2 separate regions of the Homo sapiens genome follow, and region 1 is linked to region 2. A link is an interaction called in ENCODE POLR2A ChIA-PET data of the cell type or tissue named here. Cell type or tissue: HepG2. All regions are shown on one strand. Links, peaks and the distances in the headings refer to the core of each region. The heading gives the core; the rest is flanking DNA.

What was found. ChIA-PET counts read pairs that join two places held together with the same protein. Peaks named below come from ENCODE experiments on the same cell type or tissue, not always from the same donor. Only the 100,000 strongest peaks of a DNase experiment are listed, where the experiment ranks them.
Region 1: POLR2A ChIA-PET joins it to region 2 with 5 read pairs; 2 of 35 experiments call an interaction of 5 or more read pairs at or near these places.

What each region holds. Positions count from the first base shown.
Region 1 is chr1:21,387,885-21,395,884 of GRCh38, reverse strand. No RefSeq gene overlaps it. Among named protein-coding and RNA genes, the nearest start is that of NBPF3, 48 kb to the left of the region's middle. In HepG2, for the core only: no CTCF peak of the experiment used is centred there; no DNase peak of the experiment used is centred there; H3K27me3 peaks cover 1,231 bases.
Region 2 is chr1:21,247,562-21,256,392 of GRCh38, reverse strand. It overlaps ECE1 (endothelin converting enzyme 1), which reads left to right. Exons shown (of 19, transcript NM_001397.3): 8 at 255-446. Among named protein-coding and RNA genes, the nearest start is that of ECE1, 38 kb to the left of the region's middle. In HepG2, for the core only: a CTCF peak has its summit at 993 (motif pointing left); DNase peaks (open chromatin) are centred at 992, 4,342 and 8,322.

The DNA.
Region 1 (8,000 bases), core at 1-8,000, 140 kb before region 2:
TACATGTTACAATGTTAATTCTTAGCAACTTTCGTTTTTGCTGAAAAATCTGGTAAGTAAGTGATTCTAATTATGTACCAGGAGTAGAACCTAAGACACCAGATAGAAATGCAGATGAGGTTGAACTCTTTCCAGCTGCCGGTCATGACTAACTCCACCTGTCCCCAGACTTTATCTAATGGCTTAAAAACAGGTCAGTGGAAAGATTTTCAAAAGAAAGAAGCAGTTTATGACGTTAAAGCATTTAGCAAACCTAATAGCTGCCCTGCCTAAGTTAGACCAAATATCTAAATTTCAAAGACATTTTTATTTCACCAATAATCTTTAAGACTGTCTTTATTTCCCAAAGCTTACTAAGTCACATGAACTAAAAAGCATTGCAGTTTTTATTTTTCTGACAAAATATTTAAGCACTTATTATTTTTAAACGAATTAATCAGAGCTCTTCCATATATAAACATCACACACACAACACATAAAAATACACAGAAGATCCAGTAGTTGTAAGATTTTTCATTTGCCAGTTTTTCGTTTTTTTTGTTTGTTTGTTTGTTTTTTGAGACAGAGTCTCGCTCTGTCCCCAGGCTGGAGTACAGTGGTGCGATCTTGGCTCACTGCAAGCTCCACCTCCCAGGTTCACGCCATTCTCCTGCCTCAGCCTCCCGAGTAGCAGGGACTACAAGCACCCGCCACCACGCCTGGCTAATTTTTTGTATTTTTAGTAGAGATGGGGTTTCACCGTGTTAGCCAGGATGGTCTCGATCTCCTAACCTCATGATCAGCCCGCCTCGGCCTCCCAAAGTGCTGGGATTACAGGCGTGAGCCACCGTGCCCAGCCTCATTTGCCAGTTTTTAAGTTTCTTTTTAGAGCATGTAGTTTCTTTCTTTTTAAAAAGTTATTTATTTTTGAGACAGGGTCTCACTCTGTCACTCAGGCTGGAGTGCAGTGGTGCAATATCAGCTCACTGCAACCTCTGCCTCCCAGGTTCAAGTGATTCTCATGTCTCAGCTTCCCGAGTAGCTGGGATTACAGGCATGCACCACCACACCTAGCTAATTTTTGTATTTTTAGTAGAGATGGGGTTTCACCATGTTGGCCAGGCTGGTCTCGAACTCCTGGTCTCACGTGATCAACCTACCTCAGCCTCCCAAAGTGCTGGGATTACAGGCATGAGCCACCACACCTAGCTAATTTCTAGGGCCTAATAAGCCCATACAGCTGGAAGGCAAAACAGATCCCCCAAAATTAAGGGTCTCATTTTTATACCAGATCCTGGATCCCCAAAAAGGAGGGGATCAGCCCATCTCCCAACAGATTATCTCTCAGTGGCGGTGGGAATATATCCATACCTTCTAGGTGGCCAAGAACATGCTTCTCTGATCCAAACATGCAAAGAGCTGAGAATCCTCCCTTAATTGCCATTAGCCATGCCCAAAAGTATATCCTCCAACTAGTTATTACACACCAAAGCTCTCTCATAATGTGAAGTAATTTCTGATACCCCCCCAAAGTAAAAAACGTCAGATAATGCAATGCCAGACAGAAGAGAGCCTTAGATTTCAAGAGGGATGGATCTATTCAGTTCTAATTCCTGGAGTTTCAGGAGGAAAACAGAGGTTTTTCCCAAAACAAGATCTGTGGCATCTCCTCCATTTTTCCCAAGGAGTCACAGGCTGTTAGAAATTATCTTAGGTCCTCTTGGCTGGGCGCGGTGGCTCATGCCTGTAATCCCAGCACTTTGGGAGGCCGAGGCAGGTGGATCACAAGGTCAGTAGTTTGAGACCAGCCTGGCCAACATGGTGAAACCCCGTCTCTACTAAAGAAATACAAAAATTAGCCCGGTGTCGTGGCAGGCACTTGTAATCCCAGCTACTCGGGAGGCTGAGGTGGGAGAATCGCTTGAATCCCAGGAGGCAGAGGTTGCAGTGAGCCAAGATTGCACCATTGCACTCCAGCCTGGGCGACAGAGCAAGACTCTGTCTTAAAAAAAAAAAAGAAAGAAAGAAATTATCTTAGGTGCTCTCATGTGGACAGGCAAGAAGACAAAATGGAGAAAAACAATTCAGTCAACTAAGGAGAAAACCATTTTTTTCTTTAGAAAAATAAGATCCAAGAAGAGAAAAAAATATAAAGACCTTTTAAATACACTTATAACTTGAATATCTGCTTTTAACTAAGCTGACTTTTAACCATAGCACTCTTTAAAAAAAAAATCTTTTTAAATCTCTTATTACCCGACTGTAGCCTGGCCAAATGGCCAATATTTCTGGCTTTTGAACTTTACCAAAGGTAACCTCATAGCACCTCAGGTGCTCAGAGAAAGGAAAATTCAAGAAAGGAAGTCGGAAGTTGTTCATGGAGGGAAAGAGACTCAATGAATGGCAAACGCCACATGACAGAAATAACTCATTTCCTAGGCCAAAAATTGAACCTGGGCCACCACTGTGAAAAGACAAAGGCTTAGCTACTAAGCTACAGCACTGGGCAGGCTCCATTGCTCTTTCCAGAAGGAGCCTAGAGCAGTCAATTTTGAGCTTGCAATGGCTTTTAACTGCTCAAGATAATTTTTTTTTTTTTTTTTTTGAGAAGAAGTCTCACTCTGTCCCTCAGGCTGGAGTGCAGTGGCTCAGTCTAGGCTCACTGCAACCTCTGCCTCTGGAGTTCAAGAGATTCTCCTGCCCCAGCCTCCCAAGTGGCTGGGATTACAGGCACGTGCCACCATGTGCAGCTAATTTTTCTATTTTTAGTAGATGGGGTTTCGCCATGTTGGTCGGGCTGGTCGTGAACTCCTGACCTCAGGTGATCCGCCCACCTCGGCCTCCCAAAGTGCTGGGATTAGAGTCGTGAGCCACCGCACCCAGCCTCAAGATAATTTTTAAGACTAACTATGACATGAATCCCAAAACTCCTGTTCCCTGGATGGTGGAAACCAAGAGAAATTACCACGGTGTGGTTACAAGGTCAAGCTCCCAAAGACATAAAACAAGACCTGAGGGAAATCTTGATACGGTTTTGCTCTGTGTCCCCACGAAAATCTCATCTCAAATTGTAATCCCCACATGTCAAGGGAGGGACCTGTAATCCCCACGTGTTGAGGGAGGGAGCTGATTGGATCATGGGGGCTGTTTCCCCCTTGCTTTTCTCATGATAGTGAGTGAGTTCTCACGAGATCTGATGGTTTTATTCGTGTTTGGAAGTTTCTCCTTCGCTCTTCTCTCTCTCCTGCTGCCTAGGGAGGAAGGTGCCTTGCTTTTCCTTCACCTTCCACCCTGATTATAAGTTTCCTGAGGCCTCCCCAGCCATGTGGAACTGTAAGTCAATTAAACCTCTTTCCTTTATAATTTATCCAGTCTCAGGTATTTCTTTATGGCAGTGTGAAAACGGACTACTACAAACCTCATCCAGTTTTTTTTGTTTGCTTCAGGGACCTGCAGCAAAGTTTGTAACTGACCAGTTTTCCAGGCTAGCTTGAACAGCAGGCTTATGGGGTTCTAAGCCCATGTTCTATCATAAGGTACGCCTCTTTATGACAGAACGATATAGAAAGACAAATTCATAGCACAAAGTACCCCTCTTTATGACAGAACGATATAGAAAGACAAATTCATAGCACAAAGTATACAAATCCATAGCACAAAGTATTCATAGCACAAAGTATCATAAGGTACCCCTCTTTATGACAGAACGATATAGAAAGACAAATTCATAGCACAAAGTATACCAGATTCACTACAGTTTAACCTCACAAATCCTTTTTCTCATTAATCAGAACTTTGCGGCCAGGCAGGGTGGCTCACGCCTGTAATCCCAGCACTTTGGGAGGCCGAGCGGGAGGATCACGAGGTCAGGAGATCAAGACCATCCTGGCTAATACGGTGATACCCACTCTCTACTAAAAATACAAAAAATTAGCCGGGTGAGATGACGGGCGCCTGTAGTCCCAGCTACTCGGGAGGCTGAGGCAGGAGAATGGCATGAACCTGGGAAGCAGAGTGCACTCCAGCCTGGGCAATAGAGGGAGACGCTGTCTCAAAAAAAAAAAAAAAAAAAAAAAAAAAAGAACTTTGCAGAGGAGACAGTGATTTTTACAATTCCTACAACCAGTTTGCACAGAGAGCCCACAAGCCTGACCAGTAAGAAATTCTTACCCTTTTGCCTGCATGCCAGGTTTCTGGGTTCCCTTTCCCTGAGTGACCTTAGTGACCCTGCTTGCCACATCATAGCCCTGGGGACCAAGCTGCAACACCAAAGAAAATCATCTTTTTCCTTTTCATGGAACCACAGGCAAAAGTCTCTCAATTTTGTAAGATGCCGTTCAAGGGATTGCATGGGATAACCAAATTAACATTTTCCATCCGGCCAGAGCAAAATACGTGTGACAAAACATAGATATTAACCACTCTGCTTAGCACCCAATATCGAACTGGTAAGGCTCAAACTTGCCCCTGTTTGAGCCCTGTCATCTTTATTCAAAGTGGGGTGGAATGATCTCCGACCAGCAGTTTCAACATTTGGTCTCTGGGCAAGATGGTCGCCCTGAGTAACAGAAAAGATAGGAAAGGGAAAGGAGAGAACGAGAGAGAGAAAAGCATTGCCTGCGATGAGGTGGGGAAGGCAAGGAGCTCAGGGGGTGGGAGAAAGACCCACCCATTGCAGCGACACTGACTCAAAAGTTCAGGCAGCTGCTTGTCAGTCACAAAGGGATCTTTTCCAGCAGACCCATCAGCTCTCAAGTTTCCCTCTTTTGGGGGAGGAAAAAGCTCCCATGTCCTATGGTCCTGTACTTGTCTAATCCTGTCACCCATAGCCATCAGCAAGCAGTGCAAGGCAGATTAATTCAAAGATGGGTTAACATCCCATAATGCCAAATCCTCTTTTTTTTTTTTTTTTTTCTTTTTGTGGAGAACAGGGTCTCAATATATTGTCCAGGCAGGTCTTGAACTCCTGGGCTCAAGCTATCTTCCTGCCTCTCCCTCCCTAAGAGCTAGGATTACAGGCGTGAGCCACCACGCCCAGCCCAAACCCATTTTTTAACCAAAAGGGACTTTACTGAGGGAAGGTCCTCTAACCCTCTAAATATTAGGAAGGACTCTTACCTTCCTAAGTTGGGCCTTGAACCCAAGTTCGGTCAAGCATCCTTGCCTTTTATTAAGAGGGGCCTTTAACCTTGTCTGTCTCAGGAGAAACTAACTCTCCTAAGTTGGGCCTCTCACTCAATTCCATCCTTTACCTGGGTAAAATGTACCCCACCACTTACCCAAAGTCGGATAATCGGTGCTGCAGTCTCTTTCCTTTGAGTTGGGGGTCTCCTCGGTATAGTCCCTTTGTGGTAGCCAAGAAGATGTTACCGGAAGGGTGTCCGGATCTAGACCCCAAAGGAGGATTCTTGGACCTCGCCCAAGAAAGAATTCAGGGCCAGGCGCAGTGGCTCACGCCTGTAATCCCAGCACTTTGGGAGGCTGAGGCAGGCAGATCACTTGAGGTCAGGAGTTCGAGACCAGCCTGGTCAACATATAGTGAGACCCCGTCTCTACTAAAAAATACAAAAATTAGCTAGACGTGGTGGCACGCACCTGTAGTCCTAGCTACTTGGGAAGCTGAGGCAGGAGAATCGCTTGAACACGGGAGGCAGAGGTTGCAGTGAGCCAAGATCGCACCACTGTACTCCAGCCTCGGCGACAGAGCAAGACTCTGTCTCTCAAAAATAAATAAATAATTTGGGACAAGTTCATAGAGTAAAGAGAAAGCAAGTTTATTAAGAAAGTAAAGGAATAAAGAATGGCTACTCCATAGATAGCAGCAGCATGGGCTAGTCAACTGATTATACTTATAGTAATTTCTTGATAATATGCTAAATGAAGGGTGGATGATTCATGAGTTTCCCACGAAAAGGTTGGGCAGTTCCGGGAACTGAGGGTTTCTCCCCTTTTTAGACCATAGAGAGTAATTTCTAGACGTTGCCATGGCATTTGTAAACTGTCATGACGCTGGTGGGAGTGTCCTTTAGCATGCTAATGCATTATAATTAGCGTATAACGAACAGTGAGGATGACCAGAGGTCACTTTCTTTTTTTTTTTTTTTTTTTTTGTAAGCTTTTTCACTTTTTTTTTTTTTCTTTAATTTATTTTTTTATTGATAATTCTTGGGTGTTTCTCACAGAGGGGGATTTGGCAGGGTCATGGGACAATAGTGGAGGGAAGGTCAGCAGATAAACAAGTGAACAAAGGTCTCCGGTTTTCCTAGGCAGAGGACCCTGCGGCCCTCCGAAGTGTTTGTGTCCCTGATTACTTGAGATTAGGGATTGGTGATGACTCTTAACGAGCATGCTGCCTTCAAGCATCTGTTTAACAAAGCACATCTTGCACCGCCCTTAATCCATTTAACCCTGAGTGGACACAGCACATGTTTCAGAGAGCACAGGGTTGGGGGTAAGGTCACAGATCAACAGGATCCCAAGGCAGAAGAATTTTTCTTAGTGCAGAACAAAATGAAAAGTCTCCCATGTCTACTTCTTTCTACACAGACACGGCAACCATCCGATTTCTCAATCTTTTCCCCACCTTTCCCGCCTTTCTATTCCACAAAGCCGCCATTGTCATCCTGGCCCGCTCTCAATGAGCTGTTGGGCACACCTCCCAGACGGGGTGGTGGCCGGGCAGAGGGGCTCCTCACTTCCCAGTAGGGGCGGCCGGGCAGAGGCGCCCCTCACCTCCCGGACGGGGCGGCTGGCCGGGCAGGGGGCTGACCCCCCCACCTCCCTCCCGGACGGGGCGGCTAGCCGGGCAGAGGGGCTCCTCACTTCCCAGTAGGGGCGGCCGGGCAGAGGCGCCCCTCACCTCCCGGACGGGGCGGCTGGCCGGACGGGGCGGCTGGCCGGGCAGAGGGGCTCCTCACTTCCCAGTAGGGGTGGCCGGGCAGAGGCGCCCCTCACCTCCCGGACGGGGCGGCTGGCCGGGCAGGGGGCTGACCCCCCCACCTCCCTCCCGGACGGGGCGGCTGGCCGGGCAGAGGGGCTCCCCACTTCCCAGTAGGGGTGGCCAGGCAGAGGCGCCCCTCACCTCCCGGACGGGGCGGCTGGCCGGGCAGGGGGCTGACCCCCCCACCTCCCTCCCGGACGGGGCGGCTGGCCGGGCAGAGGGGCTCCCCACTTCCCAGTAGGGGTGGCCAGGCAGAGGCGCCCCTCACCTCCCGGACGGGGCGGCTGGCCGGACGGGGTGGTGGCCGGGCAGAGGGGCTCCTCACTTCCCAGTAGGGGCGGCCGGGCAGAGGCGCCCCTCACCTCCCGGACGGGGCGGCTGGCCGGGCAGGGGGCTGACCCCCCCACCTCCCTCCCGGACGGGGCGGCTGGCCGGGCAGAGGGGCTCCCCACTTCCCAGTAGGGGTGGCCAGGCAGAGGCGCCCCTCACCTCCCGGACGGGGCGGCTGGCCGGGCAGGGGGCTGACCCCCCCACCTCCCTCCCGGACCGGGCGGCTGGCCGCGCAGAGGGGCTCCTCACTTCCCAGTAGGGGCAGCCGGGCAGAGGCGCCCCTCACCTCCCAGACGGGGCGGCTGGCCGGGCAGAGGGCTGACCCCCCCACCTCCCTCCCGGACAGGGCGGCTGGCCGGGCGGGGGGCTGACCCCCCCACCTCCCTCCCGGATGGGGCGGCTGGCCAGGCGGGGGGCTGACCCCCCCACCTCCCTCCCGGACGGGGTGGCTGGCCGGGTGGGGGGGCTGACCCCCCCATCTCCCTCCCGGACGGGGTGGCTGGCCAGGCTGAGGGGCTCCTCACTTCCCAGTAGGGGCGGCCGGGCAGAGGCGCCCCTCACCTCCTGGACGGGGCGGCCGGCCGGACGGGGGGCTGACCCCCCCACCTCCCTCCCGGACGGCACGGCTGGCCGGGCGGGGGGGCTGACCCCCCACCTCCCTCCCGGATGGGGCGGCTGGCCGGGCGGGGGGCTGACCCCCCCCACCTCCCTCCCGGACGGGGTGGCTGCCGGGCGGAGACACTCCTCACTT
Region 2 (8,831 bases), core at 832-8,831:
GTAGAGACGGGGTTTCGCCATGTTGGCCAGGTTGGTCTCAAACTCCTGACCTTAGGTGATCCACCCACCTCAGCCTCCCAAAGTGCCAGGATTACAGGCGTGAGCCACCACACCTGGCCCCACGGGTGTCTTGGGGGCACTGTGCAGCCCCCTGGCTCCCTGTGCCGGACTTGGCTGGCCAAGCCCCCCACCAACTCTCGTCCAGTGGATAGTGGGGGGGCAGCCACTGACAGTTTGGGGTATGGGCCCTGCAGGTGCTGACCGGATATCTGAACTACATGGTCCAGCTGGGGAAGCTGCTGGGCGGCGGGGACGAGGAGGCCATCCGGCCCCAGATGCAGCAGATCTTGGACTTTGAGACGGCACTGGCCAACATCACCATCCCACAGGAGAAGCGCCGTGATGAGGAGCTCATCTACCACAAAGTGACGGCAGCCGAGCTGCAGGTAACTTGAGCGCCGGCTGCTAGGGAGGCTGGGATGGCCTCCAGGTTTCAGACAGGGCCCTGGACTGGGGGCTTTTATACTCATTTCATCTAGTCCTTGAAACTATGTGACAAAGGAAGGATGGTTGTTATGCCCAGTCCACAGATGGAAAAACTGATGCTCAGAAAGGTCAAGTTACCTGCTGAAGGGCACACAGCTAGTAAGTGACTCCAAAATAGGCGCCTGGCCGACACCAGGCTGCTTCTCTGTAATTAATAGTGTTTACTTGGAGGCTCGGGGTCATGACCACACCAGCTTACATTGACAGCGCCTTTCCAGTCTCTCCAGCACCAAGCACATCGAACTTGGTTACAGTGAGCACTTAATAAATGCATGGTGTGGATTCTGTCATTACTTTTCCCTTTTCTGAGCCAGATCAAGGTCCGGAGGCTCCTAAGTGGCAGAGGAGCCAGCCGCAGATGGGCTCACTGTACAACAGGGCGTTAGATCTGTGATGCTCTCTGTCACCCATTGGAGAAGCCCAACGTCCAAGGGCTCAGCCTCTGCCAAAGGCTGCCCTCTGGTGGCTGCTTGGTTCTTGAGGGTCCAGAGAGAATAGCTTGCTGGTTCCTTCTTTCCAGAGCATCAGCTGGCATTGCAGAGGGATCAGCAGAATGGCCACCACCGATCTTGCCGTTTCTTGACATCACCCAGGAATGCGTGGCCAGGCCTTGCTTCTCTGCTGAGGAGGGGCTCCCGCAGAGTGTCATCTCCCTCCTTCCTTACCTTGTGACCAGCCGAATTTGACCTGTTGTCCGTTCCTTCTACTTTCAGGAAGAACACTAGGTCCCTGCCCTTTACCCTCCTCCAGCTGACAGGTGTATATGGGTCCGTCTTGGGACCTTGCGCTTCATGTGCTTCCTGGCTAGTGGGGGACACCAGCTAGAAACAACCCTGTCTCATTGCTGAGTGCTTTGGGCAAAAGCAGCGGGCCCTGGGAGCCAGGGGTGGGGAGAAGTCAGGGAAGGTGAGTCTAACGATAGATGAGCATTTCCAGGCCAACTGGGTGTCCCAGGCGGAGATGCAGGCCGTGCTAGGGCCCACGATCAGGGTCAGGGGAGCCTGGCCTCCTGCTGGTGCTGGCTGCCCTTCAGCTCCCAGAGAAACTGGCCTGAGGCTCAGTGGTGCTGCTCAGACCAGGATGGAGATCAACAGCTGCTGTTAGATACCATCTGGCACTCTTTTCCTGCTCTGAGGCCAGGAGGCTGAGGGTGATGTTGTTTGTGCATTATAATTTGGTTTGTTCCAGCCGATTTCTCAGCCTGAGGGGCCCCCGCAGTGCCTCAGCCCCCTACCGTGGCCATGATGCCAACTGTCTGTGCCAGGAATAGCGGAGAAGGCACAGGAGCCCTGAGCACATCAGCCCAGCATGGCCACCAGGTTCCCCCCAGGCATCCTATCACCACTGCTTCTGCTCTCTTCTTCCAAGCAGAGGAAGAAAGGCTTTTCCTGCCTCCCAGCTGCACAGCTGCCAAGGTGGGGGGAGTTTAGCAGACTCAGCAGCTTGTAGTACACAAGCCCTGGGCTTAGATTCAGAGGACTGTAAGCCCCTTGGAGCTCTAAGTGCTGGGATTATAAGCATGAGCCACCACGCCTGGCCAAACAGCCTCTGTGTTCTAAGTACCCAAAGTTCAATTAAGATCTTTAGGAAATATATGGATTCTCTCGAGTTTTTACAGATATTTCTGATTAAATTCTAATGTGAATTTGGCTGCCTTCCTTGTAAAATGGGCTTGGCTCGTTCACTCACCCCAGCTGTGTGCCAGAACACAAATGAGACATAGCCCTTGCCCTCACAAGGGACTGTGGTTCCTCTTTTTTTTTTTTTTTTTTTTTTTTGAGACAAAGTCTTGCTCTGTCGCCCAGGATGGAGTGCAGTGGCATGATCTCAGCTTACTGCAACCTCTGCCTCCCAGGTTCAAGCGATTCTCCTGCCTCAGCCTCCTGAGTAGCTGGAATTACAGGCAGGCACCACCACGCCCGGCTAATTTTTGTATTTTTAGTAGAGTCGGGGTTTCACCATGTTGGTCAGGCTGGTCTCGAACTCCTGACCTCATAATCCACCCGCCTCGGCGTCCCAAAGTGCTGGGATTACAGGCATGAGCCACCGCACCTGGCCTGTGGTTCTTTTTTTTTTTTTAATTTGAGACAGAGTCTCGCGCTCTCGCCCAGGCTGGAGTGCAGTGGCGCCATCTCGGCTCTCTGCAAGCTCCACCTCCTGGGTTCACGCCATTCTCCCACCTCAGCCTCCCGAGTAGCTGGGACTACAGGCACCCGCCACCACGCCCGGCTAATTTTTTTGTATTTTTAGTAGAGACCGGGTTTCACCGTGTTAGCCAGGATGGTCTCGATCTCCTGTCTTCGTGAGTTGCCCGCCTCGGCCTCCCAGAGTGTTGGGATTACAGGCGTGAGCCACCGCGCCCGGCCTGTGGTTCTTAACTTTAAGTCACAGAGTCCTTTGAGAACAGATCAAAAACCATGGACTATCTCCCAGAATAAATGGGTATATATGCATATTTTTAAAATTATGTCTGACATTTAAAGACGTCCTGGCCGGGCATGGTGGCTCAGGCCTGTAATTCCAGCACTTTGGGAGGCCGAGGCAGGTGGATCACCTGAGGTCAGGAGTTCAAGACCAGCCTGACCAATATGGTAAAACCCCGTCTCTACTAAAAATACAAAAATTAGCCGGGTGTGGTGGTGTGCGCCGGTTGTCCCAGCTACTCGGTAGGCTGAGGCAGGAGAATCACTTGAACCCAGGAGGCGGAGGTTGCATTGAGCCAAGATCACACCACTGCACTCCAGCTTGGGTGACAGAGCGAGACTCCGTCTCAAAAAAATAAAATAAAATAAAATAAAATAAAATAAAATAATAAAGAAGTCCTGGCCCCCTGAAGCCTGTGTTCTAAGTAAGAATCTCTTCCTGGCCTGCCACACAGGGTTGTTGGAGAATAAGTTGAGGTAAAGGATGAGAGTTCATTCAGTAAACTCATTTGCACAACCCAGTACAAGCATAACATATTATATTCATCATTATTGTTACTATTCCTTTGTTATTAGCGATGTCACCCAGGAACCCAGCACTAAATCAATTTGATTCATTCTACTCTGGGACAGAGAATGTCTTGTTCCCTGGTGTCTGGAAATGGGGTTTTCTTCCCATACTCCAGGTAACTTAGGGAAAAGCACGCCAGGTTTCACAGTGTGGTTCTAGGCTAGCCCTGCTGGGGTACAGAATGCTTCCAGGCTAGTCCCCAGCAGAGTCTGAACTCAGAGCTGTGAATCAGACACTCTTCCATTACTTCTGGGGGCCTGAGGACCTTCCCCTTCCTTTCTAGGACCCTCACGCCAAAGGCTGTTTGGGCCTGAGCCCCATTTTCTACCCCATTTCTCCAGCTGAGATGAAGCTCAGAAGCATTCTTCTCTTCTCTCCCAGTTTCAAACCTATTTGAATTGGTTGGTTTGTGACCCACAGTACTCCTTGGCTGCAGGTGTGGAAAATGGAGCTCACTGGTGTGCCCCAGAGGGTGTGAGTCACAAGTGGAATGTCCTAGTCAGTTAAAACAGCCGTCTCCATGGAGATGGAGCTAGGCACATGTGTTTAAGATAGGAGTTCACTAAAGCAGCCAGGATGGAAAATGTGAAAATCCTGGTATTCAACACATCTTATCTGACAGTCATGGGAACTTCCCTGCACAGAACACCTGCTTTCCCTAAAGGGCCAGGGTTGTGTTGAAGAGTACACAGGGATTTCTCACCGTCTTATATCTGTACCTTGATCAGAGAGTTCCAGTTGTCTGCAGTTTATGGAGCTCTCGTCCACTGTGTAAACACTGACAGTTTGTAAACTTGTCGATTTTCCCAAGGCCTTTGCCAACAGGTCATGCAGTCAGGTGGCTCTAATGGTGGAACCCTATTTGAGGATCTCACAAGCACAGCTCCAGTTTTTGTAGTCACAGAAATGTTAAAGATTAGCCTCAGAGGTTACCTGCCTGAGGGCCTCCTACCAGGAGGAGGGCAGAGAGGACAAGGTAAAGAGAAAAGAAACTCAGGGTTATTGGGCAAGCAGGTATAAGAGGCACAGATCTATCAGCTCTGGGAGGGGAGGCTGTTTTCCCCTTTTTAGAGAAAGAACGGAAAAAGGCTGGAGGTCCCAGAGCTGGTTCCTCCTGGGGATGCTGATCCAGGTCTGCTCATTCTTAGCTCATTCTTAGCCCAAGTGGCTCTTCCCAGCTCACCTAGCTGGCAGGGATGCACTGGAGCCCCCTGGCCCCCAAGTCCGCTGCGCACATCTCTTACCAGCTCCGCAGGTATTTTACCATCAGCCACGGTGGGAAGAGTTACCCAGAAACTGAGAGCCAGTTGTTAACTGTTTTGTTTTTGTTTTTGTTTTGAGACAGAGCTTCGCCCTGTTGCCCAGGCTGGAGTGCAGTGGCATGATCTTGGCTCACTGCAGCCTCCGCCTCCCAGGCTCAAGTGATTCTCATGCCTCAGCCTCCCAAGTAGCTGGGATTACAGGCGTGCACCACCACGCCTGGCTAATTTTTTTATACTTTTAGCAGAGATAGGGTTTCATCATGTTGGCCAGGCTGGTCTTGAACTCCTGGACTCAGGTGATTCTCCTGTCTTGGCCTCCCAAAGTGCTGGGATTTACAGGCATGAGCCACCGTGCCCGGCGCAGTTGTTAACTGTTTACCAGCACGCCACTGCCTTCAGGACCTGCCCTCCTCACAAATTCACCTGTCCTTTGAGGTCCTTGTTCCCCAGCAGCTGAGTTGCCCTTTTAAACCCAAAGAGATGAGTGAACCTGGGTTTTAGACCTCCACAGTGGCTAGTTAACTATGTGACCTCAGGAAAGTCACCTTACCCCATCTGCAAATTCAGCATCTCTTTTTTTTTTTGAGACTGAGTCTCGCTCTGTCGCCCAGGCTGGAGTGCAGTGGCGCGATCCCCGCTCACTGCAAGCTCTGCCTCCCGGGTTCATGCCATTCTCCTGCCTCAGCCTCCCGCGTAGCTGGGACTACAGGCGTCCACCATAATGCCCGGCTAATTTTTTGTATTTTTAGTAGAGATGGGGTTTCACCCTCTTAGTCAGGATGGTCTCCCTTTCCTGACCTCGTGATCTGCCCGCCTCGGCCTCCCAAAGTGCTGGGGTTACAGGCGTGAGCCACCGCGCCCGGCCTCAGCATCTGTTAAGCGGGGGTTTATGGCTACCTCCCTCACAGAGGGTGTCATCAGTATATACCAACAGGCTATAGACTGGTCTTACATTACAGATCAATTTTACTTTATTGATTGATTTTTCCATGTGAAGGCCATATGTGGAGCCTCTCTCACCTCCTTTGTCTTGCATTTTGTCCTTTTTCAAGAAAACAAAAGAGAATTTGGAATTGGACAGGCCCAGGAACATACATGGGAGACCTTGAACAAAGATTGTAATGGCCAATATTGATGAGTTGCTTGCTAAATGCCAGACATATCCATCTAAGTGATCGACATGTACAGGCATTTTTGCTGTAGCAGTATATATAATTCCAAAAAACCTTGTGTTCTGTAAAATCGCACACTAAAAATAGCAGTACGTGTGGGGAAAATAGAACAAGAGCAGAACAAAAGTTATGCAACTTTACTTGAGGATACTGTGCTAAGCGAAATAAGCCAATCACAAAAGGACAAATACTGCCTGATTCTACTTATATGAGGTACCTAGAATAGTCAAGTTCATAGAGACAGAAAGTAGAATGGTAGTTTCCAGGAGTGGGGGTTGGGGCCAGTGGGAAGTTATTGCCTGATGGGTAGAGTCTCACATTTGCAAGATGAAATCTGTGGGGCCAGACGCGGTGGCTTATGCCTGTAATCCCCTCACTTTGGGAGGCCAAGACGGGTGGATCACCAGAGGTCAGGAGTTCGAGACCAGTCTGACCAATATGGTAAAACCCCGTCTCTATTAAAAAAAAAAAAAAAAAAATTAGCCAAGGTGGTGGCATGTGCCTGTAGTCCCAGCTACTTGGGAGGCTGGGACAGGAGAATCACTTGAACCCGGGAGGCGGAGGTTGCAATGAGCTGAGATCGCACCACTGCACTCCAGCGTGGGCAACAGAGTGAGACTGTGTCTCAAAACAAAATAAATAATTTAAAAAAGCAATCTGTGGCTGGATAGTGGTGGTGATGGTAGCACTGCAGTGTGAATGGACTGAATGCCCCTGAACTGTGCTCTTTTTTTTCTGAGGCAGGGTTTCACTCTGTCAACCAGGCTGAAGTGTAGTGGTGTGATTTCAGCTCACTGCAGCCTCGACCTCCCAGGCTCAAGCAATTCTCCCACCTGGGACTACAGGCTCAGACCTCCATGCCTAGCTAAGTTTTAAATTTTTTTTTGTAAAGATGGGGTGTCACCATGTTGCCCAGGCTGGTCTTGAACTCCTGGGCTCAAGCGATCTGCCCACCTCAGTCTCCCAAAGTGCTGGGATTACAGGCATGAGTCACTGCTCCTGTCCTTGAACTGTGCTCTTAAACATGGTGAAGATGGTGAATTTTATATGTATTTTACCACAGCTTTTTTTTTTTTGAGATGGAGTCTCGCTCTGTTGCCCAGGCTGGAGTGCAGTGGCGTGATCTTGGCTCACTGTAACCTCTGCCTCCCTGGTTCAAGCGATTCTCCTGCCTCAGCATCCCGAGTAGCTGGGACTACAGGCATGTACCACCACGCCCAGCTAATTTTTGTAATTTTGGTAGAGACAGGGTTTCACCATGTTGTCCAGGCTGGTCTTGAACTCCTGACCTCAGGTGATCCACTGGCCTCGGCCTTCCAAAGGGTACCACAATTTTTTTTAAGTTGCGCAACTTTGTAATCAGAATCCTAACAAAACAATAATTAGAAACTTGAGGAGTACCTCAGCATGGCTGGAGGCTGCCGTGGGGAAAGCACCAGCTGGGAAATGCTAGCTGTGGACACCAAGACCCTGCAGATAAGACAGGGAGCTCTGGCCAGGTGGGGTGGCTCAAAGTGCTGTTAATCCCAGCCCTTTGGGAGGCCGAGGCAGGCAGATCATGAGGTCAGGAGTTCGAGACCAGCCTGACCAACATGGTGAAACCCTGTCTCTACTAAAAATACAAAAATTAGCCAGGAGTGGTGGCTCACACCTGTAATCCCAGCTACTAGGGAGGCTGAGGCAGGAGAATCGCTTGAACCTGGGAGGCGGAGGTTGCAGTGAGCTGAGATCACGCCACTGCACTAGAGCCTAGACATGAGAGCAAGATTCCATCTCAAAAAAAAAAGAAAAGAAAAAGAGAGCTCTGAACAAGCGCCTTTAGGGTCACAGAGAAAGTGCAACCTGCTGGAGGCTGAGAGTTACAGGTCTGGAAGGCGCCTCTGTGAGGAGAGGAAGCCCCAGGCGCGAGCGCTCATTTTCAGTCATCTTAAAATAGAGCAGACCAGGCTGGGTGCGGTAGCTCATGCCTATAATCCCAGCACTTTGGGAGGCTGAGGCAGGCGGGTCACTTGAGGTCAGGAGTTCAAGGCCAGCCTGGCCAAGATGGCAAAACCCCATCTCTACTAAAAATACGAAAATTAAGTGGGCATGGTGGTGGGTGCCTGTTGTAATCCCAGCTACTCGGGAAGCTGAAACAGGAGAATCACTTGAACCCTGGAGGCAGAGGTTACAGTGAGCCAAGATGGCACCACTGCACTCCAGCCTGGACAAGAGAGTGAGACTCCGTCTCAAAAAAAAAAAAAAAGTAGAGCTGACCAGCCTGCTGTGTGCATTAGCTGAGCTGAGGGCTTTTCCTTTCTTGCTGAAAGTTAATGTTCAACCCTTCCCGATCCCATGCCTGAGAAATATCACCTTCGGACCAATGCAGCTCAGAAGTTATGCTGCTGTCTTCCTGAATTTACCAATCATGTAGAAGTTCACTGATGTTACTTACAGAATCCCATGTTGAATAGAACAAACAGCATAAGCTTGTTCAGTCCTCACAAATAACCCAGTGAAGTGGGTTCTGTTATTATGGTGATCCCCACTTCTCAGACAAGATACTGAGGCCCAGAAGGATGCATTAACTTACCCAGGGTTACACAGCTAGCAAGGAAGAGAGCTAGAAGATGAGCCCAGGCAGTTTGGCTGCAGAGTCTACAAGCTCAACTGTTTCAGGCCTGTCTAAAGCTCAGTCTCCTCATCCATGAAGCAGGGATAATAGTACCTACTGCTTGGACTCGCGTGAGGACCAGGTGGAATCATATGCATCAATCATTTGCCACGGCTCCTGGCACACAGGAGACGCTTGCTGAATGGTAGCGGCAGCTGCTGCATCTTCTCATTGCATCCTCATTCCATTTCAGGTTAAATTTTG